Linked DNA regions of Homo sapiens: region 2 is linked to region 1. The links are chromatin loops, found by intact Hi-C in ENCODE. Cell type or tissue: psoas muscle. All regions are shown on one strand. Each heading gives the region's core, and the rest is flanking DNA. Links, peaks and the distances in the headings are about the cores only. Region 1 overlaps UGP2 (UDP-glucose pyrophosphorylase 2). Region 2 overlaps MDH1 (malate dehydrogenase 1).

Region 1 (4,000 bases), core at 1-4,000:
GGATAGCTTTATAATGTTTCTAGTTAAAAATAGTGTATCTTTGCAACTTTTTTGTAAATCAAACTATTCTAAAATTAAAAGTTGATTTTAAAACACATATTGTAAGTTGCTTCTCACTTATTCAATGCTCATGTGTTAACCTACTTACAGCATTTTATTTCTTCCTCTTGATATATTTGCCTCTCAAACTCATGTAACTACTGCCCTTTCATTAAAAATTGTAGCAATTTCCAAAATGCTAAAGAGATGTAAAATTATAATGCTCCCAACTGTGCACTTTAAACCTGGAAAACTAGAGAAGAGATGACAATAAAAGAATTGGCAGAAAACCCAGATGAAAAAAACAAGAAATAAGTAAAACACTGTGGTTACAGATGGCAAACGATCCTACAAAGTAGATGGTACCTATGAAGAGAAGGTACCAACTGCTCCCTAAACCTTACTGTATCTAGAATTTTTATAGAAATTTTAAGAAGTTCAAAGACTTCTGAGTATTTTTTAAGTGTAAAAGGTAAAAGTGATACACAGATGGTTTAAAAAAATTCAAACACTACCAACAGTTATGTATATTCATCACCTTTTTATAGAAGTCAGCTGAAGTCATAAAATTAGTCAACCTTGTGGAACATCTGACCCATATCCTTATCAGCTAAGAAGATAGTTTTAAAAGAACACTCCACTTTAGTATGATTAGAAAGGACAAAGGTAGATGACTCAGGGAGCTGGAAAGGTATGCTAACAGAAATGGAGTTCCAAATACCAACCTGCTTACGTCACAATCTGTTCCAGTAAAGTCCTTAGTAAAGGACTCTTTACTAAAATCATCTTGTATCTCCCTTCTTGTTAGCCTGCCTGTGGGCAAAAGAAGTTTCAGAAACTTTAACACCATTTCTTTAACACCATACTTTCTCTGTGGGGTGGAAATTGGAATTGGAGGGACTGGCAATGTTCAAATAGTAGTATTACCACCTAAACCCACACTCTGATTTTCCTAATGAATTCAATTCTGTGGGACTGGACTGTCCTCTACTTTGGACACAAAGGCAGTAGTTAGAGACCCTGGTCCAACAATAAAACCGGGAGTCTATCAAATCAAATATGTAACTGCCATTAAAGTTCCATGTATTTGCTATTGCTATTTCTAAAGTGAAATTATAGACATGTAACCAGTATGGAATTAATAATCATGGGCTTGTTGTCAGTTCCTTTATCAGGTCCCCATTTCTGAAAGTCCTGTACACGAAGGAATGTGAAGGAAGGTAATCCCGAGGGAAATTCAAAAACTGTTCAATTCATCATGAAATCAAAAGTTGAAGCTTTGGCAATATTTGCTAAATTAGTATGTCTGCTTAGTGTCAGTATTTCTATATATTACTGTTTTAAAACTTTATGTCAAAGAAATGATGAGACTCTTTGGTATTCAGCCATGTCCTCAGAGCCATTTCTTTAAATGCCACTAATTCCTTTTTGTGGAATACTTTTTAGAATCTCATTTGTGTGTGTATCTCCACATACACACAAAACAAGTCTCTAATGGCTTTATCATTGGCTAGTTGCAGCTGGGAAATCTTCACATGCTCAAAGCAAATCATCCTATATGGCATACTATATCAGATGCTTGGCCAGATTGCCTCAAGATTTTTTTCTTTTAATGTGCAAACTTTAAATGCACAGTGTACTACGGTTCACCTTCAGAAAAAAAAATGCTATGTATCTGTACTCTGCACACATAAACTGTAACTTCCTCAGACTTCCTTATAAATAAACAATAGCTTTTAATGTTTTTTGTATTGATAGACTAAGAAAAAGTCTCAGCAATTTTATGGAACAAAACAAAAAATCCATTGGAGCTAAATACCACATTGATGCATGCTATTCTCTTCATGCCAATTCTCTACCCTATGACCCTACATAACTCCTCCCTGTTCACAAATATACCTTCACTCTTTTGATCCTATTAAATATTGAAATGAAAAAGTCGTTTTTTTGTTTTTTTTTTTTTTTTGAGACAGGATCTCACTCTGTTGCCCAGGCTGGAGTGCAGTGGTGATATCATAGCTTACTGTAGCCTCAAACTCCTGGGCTCAAGTGATCTTCCTACCTCAGCCTTCCAAGTAGCTGGGACTACAGGTAGATGCCACCATGCACAGCTAACTAAAAAAAAAAAATTTGTAGAGGTGAGGTCTATGTTGCCTGTGCTGGTAAAAAAGCCTTCTTTAGAGAATATTTTGTATAGAAATGAAAATACATCACCACCAGGGGTCAGTGCCAGCCATGTGACTTCAACAGGTTTTAAATTAGCGCTCAAGAGAACTCGTCAGCTCCAATACCTTCTTGAACAGGCCCCGTACTTCCTCGTAACTCTGATCTATTTCCCATCCCTGTCCATGCCCAACGTGTAAGCTTGGCCAAGACCAAGACACTCTCATAACCTCTCTGGAAAACAATGAAATGGTCAAATAAGCTACATATGCTGGCTTGTCCTTTCTTGCTCTAATTTAAAACATTAACCTTTATATATATATAAAAATTTTTTTACTTATGTAGTTAAATATCAAGATAATCTTATTATTACATTTAGTTAACATTTACAAAGAAGGAGCAGAGCATTATCCATAACGCTATAAACTGGGTTCTTATTAGCCATAATTCATAAAACATGAACTCAAAAGACTTCTCACAAAACATCTATGTACTCACTGAGAGCTAAAACAAAGCATTCAACACAAAAGGTAAGAACGAGTAAAACCTCACAATATAAAATTTCAATGCCTATCTATAAAATATGTCCTTCAATCTAGTATTTATGAAAAACTATTTTTATCTAAAAAGTGGTTAAGGCAGGAGGATCACTTGAGGCCAGGACTTTAAGACCAGCCTAGACAACATAGGGAGACCCTGTCTCTACAAAAAAAAAAAAAAAAAAAAAATTAGCTGGGCCTGGTGGCACAATGCCTGTAGTCCTGCCTACTCAGGAGGCTGAGGCAGGAGGATCCCTTGAGCCCAGGAGTTCGAGGCTGTAGTGAGCTATGACTGTGCCACTACCCTCCAGCCTGAGTGACAGAACAAGACCTCATCTCTAAAAGAAAATAAAAAATAAAGATAAAAATTAAAAGTGATCATCTGAAATGACAAAGGCATATGAGGTCAGTTTTCTGAGGGCCAAAGAAATAAAGAAAGCTACCAAAGATGTTCTGAAAATACATACACTAAAATGGGGTCAGTAAATAGGCTAGATAATAAGTATTTCAGGTTTTGTTACAAGCCATACTGTCTCCACTCCAACTATTCAACTCTGCCATTGTTGCAAAAAAGCAGTTATAGACAATACATAAATGAATGTGTGGGTGTGTTCCAATAAAACTTTACTTACAAACCAGGTGGCTGACTCTGCTAATTGTCAACTCATACACAAAAATATAGATCCACTGGTATGACAATGTTTATGTCACACCTTTGATATAAGGCTGACATGAGAAATGTTACTCTAAATGGCTGTTCTTCCACAGTAATTTCTTTTTACTTAGGAATATAAAATATTATTTGCATTTTTTTTAAAAAAAGACCTATGTTCACTTTTAAAAATTACATTTTGAAAGGAAAATTGATCTCTATAATAATCTCTAAGACCTGAGAAAGGAAACCTATGGGAAAGAGAAGAGTAGGACGAGGAGGCTAGAAGGAGGAATCCAAAAGAACCAAGGTGAACAAACATTAGCTCAAGATTTGTATTCTCAGAACTATCTGCAAAAGCTGGTAACATGCATATCGTATATAAAACACATTTGTGCCCTCAAGAAACTCATGACGTAGTTGAAGAGCAAACTTATTTTTTGCCTCTGCATTCCAAAATTTTCAAGATTAAGGGCATATGGGATTGCAAATACATTTTCTGAAGAAGCTTAAAACTTATGCTTCAAAATAAAGACACTTTTAATGAAGACTTACACTTTTATAAACAGAAAAAGACGGCATAAAATCATGTTACATCTAGAATTTA
Region 2 (7,140 bases), core at 3,141-7,140, 270 kb after region 1:
CTTATTTAATCCTCATAAGAACTCTCTGAGGTAGATACAATTATTACATTTTAAACATTGAATATACTTTCTCAAAATCACAGAGCTAGTAAGTGGACTAAGGTTAGTTGATACCATTAGGTAAGAACATACATAAGGGTTTGGAGTCAGGCAAATCAAGGTGGCTCCGTAATTTATGAGCTGTATGACTCTGAGCAGGTTCTCTGACTTCCCTGGGCCTCAGTTTTCTTACCTAATGCAGGGATAATATGAGATACCCATATGGTTACTATAAAAATTAAATGGAAAATTACATGTATAGCATTCAATTTACAGTAGATGCTTAACAAATGTATATTCTTTTCTCTTTCACTAGGCATTCCAGAGCTGAAGGATTATTAATTCTCAGGTTAGGGCAGTAGTGCTTCAGCTTAGACCTCACAGCATCTTCTGGTTAACAACAATTTTTTTTTGAAACTAAAGTTATCTTCTCTAGAAGAAAAAGCACTGAACTCATAGACCTATCTAGCAGTGATGACCTACAGACAAGAAGGGATGGCCAGAAAAGCATTAGGGCAAAGGAAAGAGGTTCTGTCCAAGAACGGGCACCAGGACCAGTTAGATCTGAAAAAGCCTAGGAAACTAGCTCAGATCAGTTGCCTGGCTTCTAATTTTTTGAAAAGCTATTGTTAATTCCCTGGTCACTGGCTCCTTGGCATACTTATCTATGGCTCTAAGAGTAAAGAAAATTAGCAACAGACTTTAGCTCCTAAGTAGTGAAAGGAGGAAATTTTACAGATACACATAGAATATTAAAAAGACATAAAATGAAAATTAAATATAAAATTAAAAATTAAAATCTGAATTTGATGGCTTAGCTGCAGCTAAAATAGAAGCAGAACCACACAATCACACAAAGCTCAAGTCTTTGTTTATATGAGATTATATGTATCTGAAAAAATTAAACTAAATTATGTACCATCATGTATAACTAATTTTTAACCACTGTAACAAGAGAACATTAGTAACTGCATTTCATTATAGTTAGCAATTGAAATATAGTTAAAGACGAAATCAAGTAGGAAGTCCAGCCTCTGGTCCTTTAAGAGAATACATTTAAAGACTCCCTAACAAATGAATAATAATTTACTTTTAATTTAATAAAAGTAATAGGTTCCTACTAAACAAAAACAAGAAAAAAGCACAAACTCAGATTCAGTTATTTTAAAAGTGAGAGAAAAATGTTTTAAAGTTGAACAACCACAAGATTTAAAATATATTTTTCTTACTTGAGCTTTAGCTCGGTTGTGATCCAAACGAGTCAAGCAACTGAAGTTCTCCTTGGGGATGGATGGAGCTGACTTGGAAGCAGTCAGGCAGTTGGTATTGGCTGGATTACCCACAACAATAACCTAGGAGGAATGGAAGGCACTGAAGAGTTACAGACTATATAGTTACTAACTAATCTATGTTAAAATTTGACTGAAAATGTCTAACAGGTAGCCTTTGTACAGGGGAGGCTTGGGAAACACCAAATACAATATAGCATAGGAAAATGCATTTTAAGTTATAAAAATCTTTTATAAAATGGTAATAAAAAATTTTGAAATAATATCAGATTTATAGAAAAGTTACAACCATATTACAGAGACTGACTCCCATATATCTTTTTTTTTTTTTTTTTTGGTACCTCTTTTGACAAGCTGTAGACAAGATACTTCATTGTCTCTAAGTAGTGCAGTGCTGGCAAATATTTCTCACGAACAAGGACGCTTTGAAGAAGTGGAATTACTGTGCAAGGAGTACTTTACCTCCAAATAGCCTGCAATTTAGCAGTCTGAACAATCTTCTAATCTTTTACTGGCACCTGTGGATTTCTATTAAACTCATTTATACTATTTTCTGTGATGACAGAAAATAAGTTAACTATTTAAAATGAAGTGCACAGAAAGCAAAAAATGCAGATATCTATGAAATGTTATTGATAGAACATTATAATGGGCAACTTAAAAAATCTTAAAAAATTTTCTTTCACCTTTTTTTGAAAGATAGGAAAGTATATGGAAATCAGTTAAACCTTTAACCGGCAAGCCTATTTGCTGGGTGACAATTAAGTTCTAGTTAATTGATAGTTCACTAATAAAAGAAGGTTTGGCTGGGCGTGGTGGCTCACACCTGTAATCCCAGCACTTTGGGAGGCCAAGACAGGTGGATCACCTGAGGTCAGGAGTTCGAGACCAGCCTGGCCAACATGGTGAAATCCCGTCTCTACTAAAAATACAAAAATTAGCTGGGTGTGGTGGCGTGCAACGGTAGTCCCATCTACTCACGAGGCTGAGACAGGAGAATCGCTTGAACCCGGGAGGCAGAGGTTGCAGTGAGCCAAGATTGCACCACTGCACTCCAGCCTGGGTGACAGAGCAAGACTCCGTCTCAAAAAAATTAAAAAAATTAATAAAAAATAAAAAAGGCTTACTGTAATATTAAGACATATTAGAATCTAAAGTAAATAGTTTGAACACAAAGAGAGAACTATAAGTCATACTGACTCAATTCTTCAAGAGACAAGCATATTAAAATTCCTCTGCATTAAGAAAATCTGAGCATTCAGAAACCACTATCTTCTATTCCTGAGAATAAACTTACCTTACAGCTAGCTATCTCCTTTCACAATCACACACAAATTTAAATGTCTAAATAAATATTCCCACGCAGCAAAAATGCACCAGAAGATCCTGTGCCTTCTCTATATGTTTAAGAACTAATACTAAATTTTCACGTTATACTAATAGGAAAAATATTTTTGAGCACTCTGAATATAGATTTCTATACTGTAAGAAAAAACCCAGAAAGGGAGAGCTTATCAAGCAAAACTCTAGAGCCGTATTTACTGATGATTGTACAGAACTAGAAAAAAGGGCAAATAATTTTGGTTTTGCTTAAATGCTAAAAGCATAAGTTTCAAATGCTAATAATGAAAAATCCCATAAAATACAGCATTGGTCACCTTAACTGACTTCTTGGCGTATTTATCTAAGGCTGCACCCTGGGATTTGAAGATTTTCACATTTGCTTTCAGTAAATCTTTTCTCTCCATGCCTTCCCTTCTTGGCATGGAGCCCACAAGAATGGCCACATCCAGGTCTTTGAAGGCAACGTCTTCTTTATCTGTTGCGATGACATCTGTGGACATGGCAATAAATACGCAGAGCTACTTAAACATCAAAGTTTGAAGTTTTCTTTTTCATATTGAATCTACCCATTAATTCTTTCACTTGTTGCAAGTGTTTACATATCACACTGATATACATTTCAGGAGCCTGAGAAAGATAATATATTAATTTAACAATCATAACATTAGAAATGTCAATAGATTTATTTTGCTTTTCCTGTTTCAATAATTACTTAAATGTCAAAACTCCATAGCTTTTATCTTTTATAATCATATATGATGCAAGGTATAATGATGACTTTTGAAGTGACACTTGTTATTCACACTAATTACCACACAACACAAAAGAGCAACTAATTCACCTAACCTTTAAATTACAATTACTTTAAGGTCTAAGACACCAATCACAAATTTAAAAATAATAAATGTTTATTGAGGAGTTTTGTGCCAGGATAATGCTAAGAGATTTATATTACTATCAAATTTAATCTTCTGATTTTATAGATGGAGACACTGAGGTTTAAAGAGATTAACTCGCCACCATCAAAAGATAATGGAGCTGTAATTCCAGCCTAGGTTGGTCCAGAGTTCAACCACTATGCTCCAGTGCTAGTACAATAAGCAAACATCACTTGCTTTTTGACTAAAGAACATAAGTCATCGCACTTCTTTGTTGATTGTATTAAAAAAGCTATGACCAACATTCAGCATTTTCACTGGAAAATTGGCTAGTTGCATCATAGTCAAGGCTGCCATAAGTCTGAAAATGGGCATAGACAGGAACACCAGTTGGAGAAAAAAAAATTATCTTCCTCTTTCCCAGTCACATGTCCTTATTTGCTGAACTTTCCCTTCCCTGTCATATTCATATCTGGCAGAGGACAAACCAACAGCAATCTGGGCCCTTTAGAGAAAAAGCACAGGGAACTCAGCAGAGAAAGGAATACAAATGGGAAAAAGCAGCAAAGCTGATTTGGAAAGAGCTGTGGGTGAGAAAAGGGAACCAACAGAATAGTGTGGGCAGTCATGTATTCTTCCACAGAACTTTGCAACCAAAAGACTTAGATGGCAGAGTATCCCTTCTAGCAAATGTTTATTCAACAGATGAAGAATTTTAAGGAAAGTTTTTCTTGGAAGGTATGTATTATTTTGCTTTGTGCAAACTTCTAGGAGAGTATCATTAATTAATCCTTACCAAAAGAAAGACTATGATGAAGAAATAGCTGAAGAAAAATATTTAAATTAATTTAGAATATTTTAATAAACTTTTCGATCAAATTTAAGGCTTCCTTATTATATCTGTGTTATAGTTCAATGATTTGCAAAGGCCCTTAGCTGAGCTCTTCTGGGTTTTTTCAAACTATAGAGCATATGGTAAGGACAATTTACACTATGTCTCAACCTGATGATTGGTAGATGGGATGGGGACCGTGTAAGAGGAACCAACCAACTTCCAGAGCAATGTATAGCTATGAAGGACATCCTTCAAAACTGAGAAAGTTTTCCATTACAGGATGCTACTATTACCAGTTAAGCAGACTCCATAACAACACAATGTAGACAATTCCTACGTTGTCTATAATGTGTGTGTGTGTAGACAATTTCAGGTGTATAACCCTTGTGCAATATTACACTTAACTGGTATAATAAATTATATACACACACACATTGGGGAAAAAAGGATAGTCCTTTACCTGACATTGATTGTTGCTCATTTCTTACCCTTATTTATCCTTGGTATACATAAGTAGTTAATAAACAGTGGTAGTTCAAAATAAAAAAATCCTCTTATGAAATAATTTCTAATTGAGAGCCTTTAACAAAAACCTAAAACCTGTATTTTGTAAGAAATCAAATACCATAAAATCCCTTCTCTACTCCCCAACCCACCTTTCAGGAGGGGAAGGGCACAGTCTTGCAGTTCCATTAGGACACCGTCCAGGACACCCATCATGGGGGTGATATCCAACAGCACAAGAATTATAGGCTACCAAATAGCAAGGACAGCATCTGTTAGTGTAGGCTATTTCATTTAGACACAAGAAAGTCTTTTCACATAGTTTTTATTTGGTATGTACATGCATGTAATTCCCATTAATTAGTCATGATGATTATTTTAGGAGGTCAGGTATCTAGCACTATGCCACTTTCAGAAAGAAGGATGCTATAAAACCAGCATTGGTTTGCTAACAGACACAGTGAGAGGAATCACCACTACTCAATTTTAACAGTATATGAAAAAAACATTAAACTGAGTGACATGCTATAGCTTGCTCTTATTGTTAATAGCTGTATATTTGATTTCAGTTCATGGAAAGCTAAGTACAGTATCTGACATGAAAGAATAATTCAGTATCCATGGGTCAAGAAACTGAATAAATGAATACCTTAGAAAAGGATTTTAGTGTATATTAATCAGGCTTGCTGGAAGTCGGAGTGCCTGCTTCAGCGGGGAAGCAGATTTCCTTACTCTTTTGGTTCCAAAGGCCATTTATGAACAAGGGAGTGCTTACTGAGTAACTCTCTCCCACATGACTGTAAGTTACTGTCATTAGTGATATCTCCCATTGACTGACACCTGCTGGTTGCACCAAGTCAACTGAGTACAATATATGGAAGAGTTCTCATTTGCAAAGTGTTTTCAGTGCCTGGAGGCGTACATATAAATACCTTAGTAGCTTCCATTTATAGCAATGTGCCTATTACATTTACTGGGATTACATATTCCTTCACTGTTTAACAATTTGTGTACAACTAAATACAGATTTTTATTAACCATATTCTTACTCTAATAACTTAAGATTTATAGACACCTGTTCCTACCTGATCTTTACCAAAGACAGATCCATTTCCAATACTGTACAGCAGTGAATATGCAATTTGACCAGCTGCTCCAGTCACAAGGACTCTGATTGGTTCAGACTGTAATGAAAAAGACCCATTAACATCTTTAAGTACTACTGTACCTTAAAAATATCCAGGATTTTAATCTATAGTAAGAAATCCACATACTTTAAAAGTGAATGTAAAATTTTAAAGTCCTTTTGCATCTGGCTCAGTAGAAAATGAATGTGCTGCATATTTACGTGGTGTTATTTAACTCTCACCATGTAGGGAGCTAAAAGTGTTATCCTGGATTTACTTACATAATCTTATCCACCTTTTTTGGGATATTTTACCACTAAAATAGGCTCAACAATGTTGATGTGTTCAGTATGTGGTGATCCAAACCCTGGCAGCCACTAGAGCCACACAAATCCTTATTATGCAAAGCCCCCACTCCCATCTGCTCAATAGAATCTTCATACCAAGAAGAAGAGTGAAAGAGGCTAAAACTTTCCATTTACATTGAGCCAAAACATTTAAATAAGACAATTAATCGTGCTTCAACTTTGTCTGGAGGAGGAAAAACAAGATTTTTTATTTCGGGAGAAACAACAGCAACATGTAGTGACAGACAGCTGACAACCTGATTCCAAGGGAAAATTATTTTTAAAAGCAAGGAGGGAAGACATACAAACAGAGATTTCAACAGTTCCTGAACAAAATACAGACATAGAAACAAAGATAACTGATATTCAAAGTGATGACTCTGAGTAAAAAAAGACTAAGCTGACAGAATTTTAAAAGATAGAAATATATCTATTAAAAAGAACAAAACAATAATGTTTAGAAACGTAATGGGTAGGTTTAGTTAGACAGAAAAATTCAGTTAAGGTGAACCATTCCTTTCCCCGATAATGCTGGGTAAATGTACTTCCACTGTCACCTTTACCCCTACCTGCATGGAGAAATGGTCCACTGATGTGACTAAGCCCAGAAGTGTTTGGTTTCTTTTTACTTAAAGTTCCTTCTTCCAGATGAGAGTCACGTCTCTGAGACGAAACAAGGATGGATAGCCTCGAAGGCTTCTTTCAAGCTTCTGACACTAAGCTCTGAAAGTTAGCAGCACTCAGCAATTTGGTACTCACTCATAGAAGTCAAAGAAA

What was found. Peaks named below come from ENCODE experiments on the same cell type or tissue, not always from the same donor. Only the 100,000 strongest peaks of a DNase experiment are listed, where the experiment ranks them.
Region 2: a loop joins it to region 1, with 2.9 times the contacts of the local background. A loop is called at or near these places in 22 of 110 quality-filtered maps.

What each region holds. Positions count from the first base shown.
Region 1 is chr2:63,859,693-63,863,692 of GRCh38, reverse strand. All of the region lies in intron 3 of UGP2 (UDP-glucose pyrophosphorylase 2), which reads right to left. Among named protein-coding and RNA genes, the nearest start is that of UGP2, 20 kb to the right of the region's middle. In psoas muscle, for the core only: a CTCF peak has its summit at 2,250 (motif pointing right); no DNase peak of the experiment used is centred there; H3K4me3 peaks cover 917 bases; H3K27ac peaks cover 3,110 bases.
Region 2 is chr2:63,593,421-63,600,560 of GRCh38, reverse strand. It overlaps MDH1 (malate dehydrogenase 1), which reads right to left. Exons shown (of 9, transcript NM_005917.4): 2 at 5,975-6,073; 3 at 5,042-5,138; 4 at 2,987-3,162; 5 at 1,269-1,391. It also overlaps a transcript of WDPCP not described here. Among named protein-coding and RNA genes, the nearest start is that of MDH1, 8.0 kb to the right of the region's middle. In psoas muscle, for the core only: no CTCF peak of the experiment used is centred there; no DNase peak of the experiment used is centred there.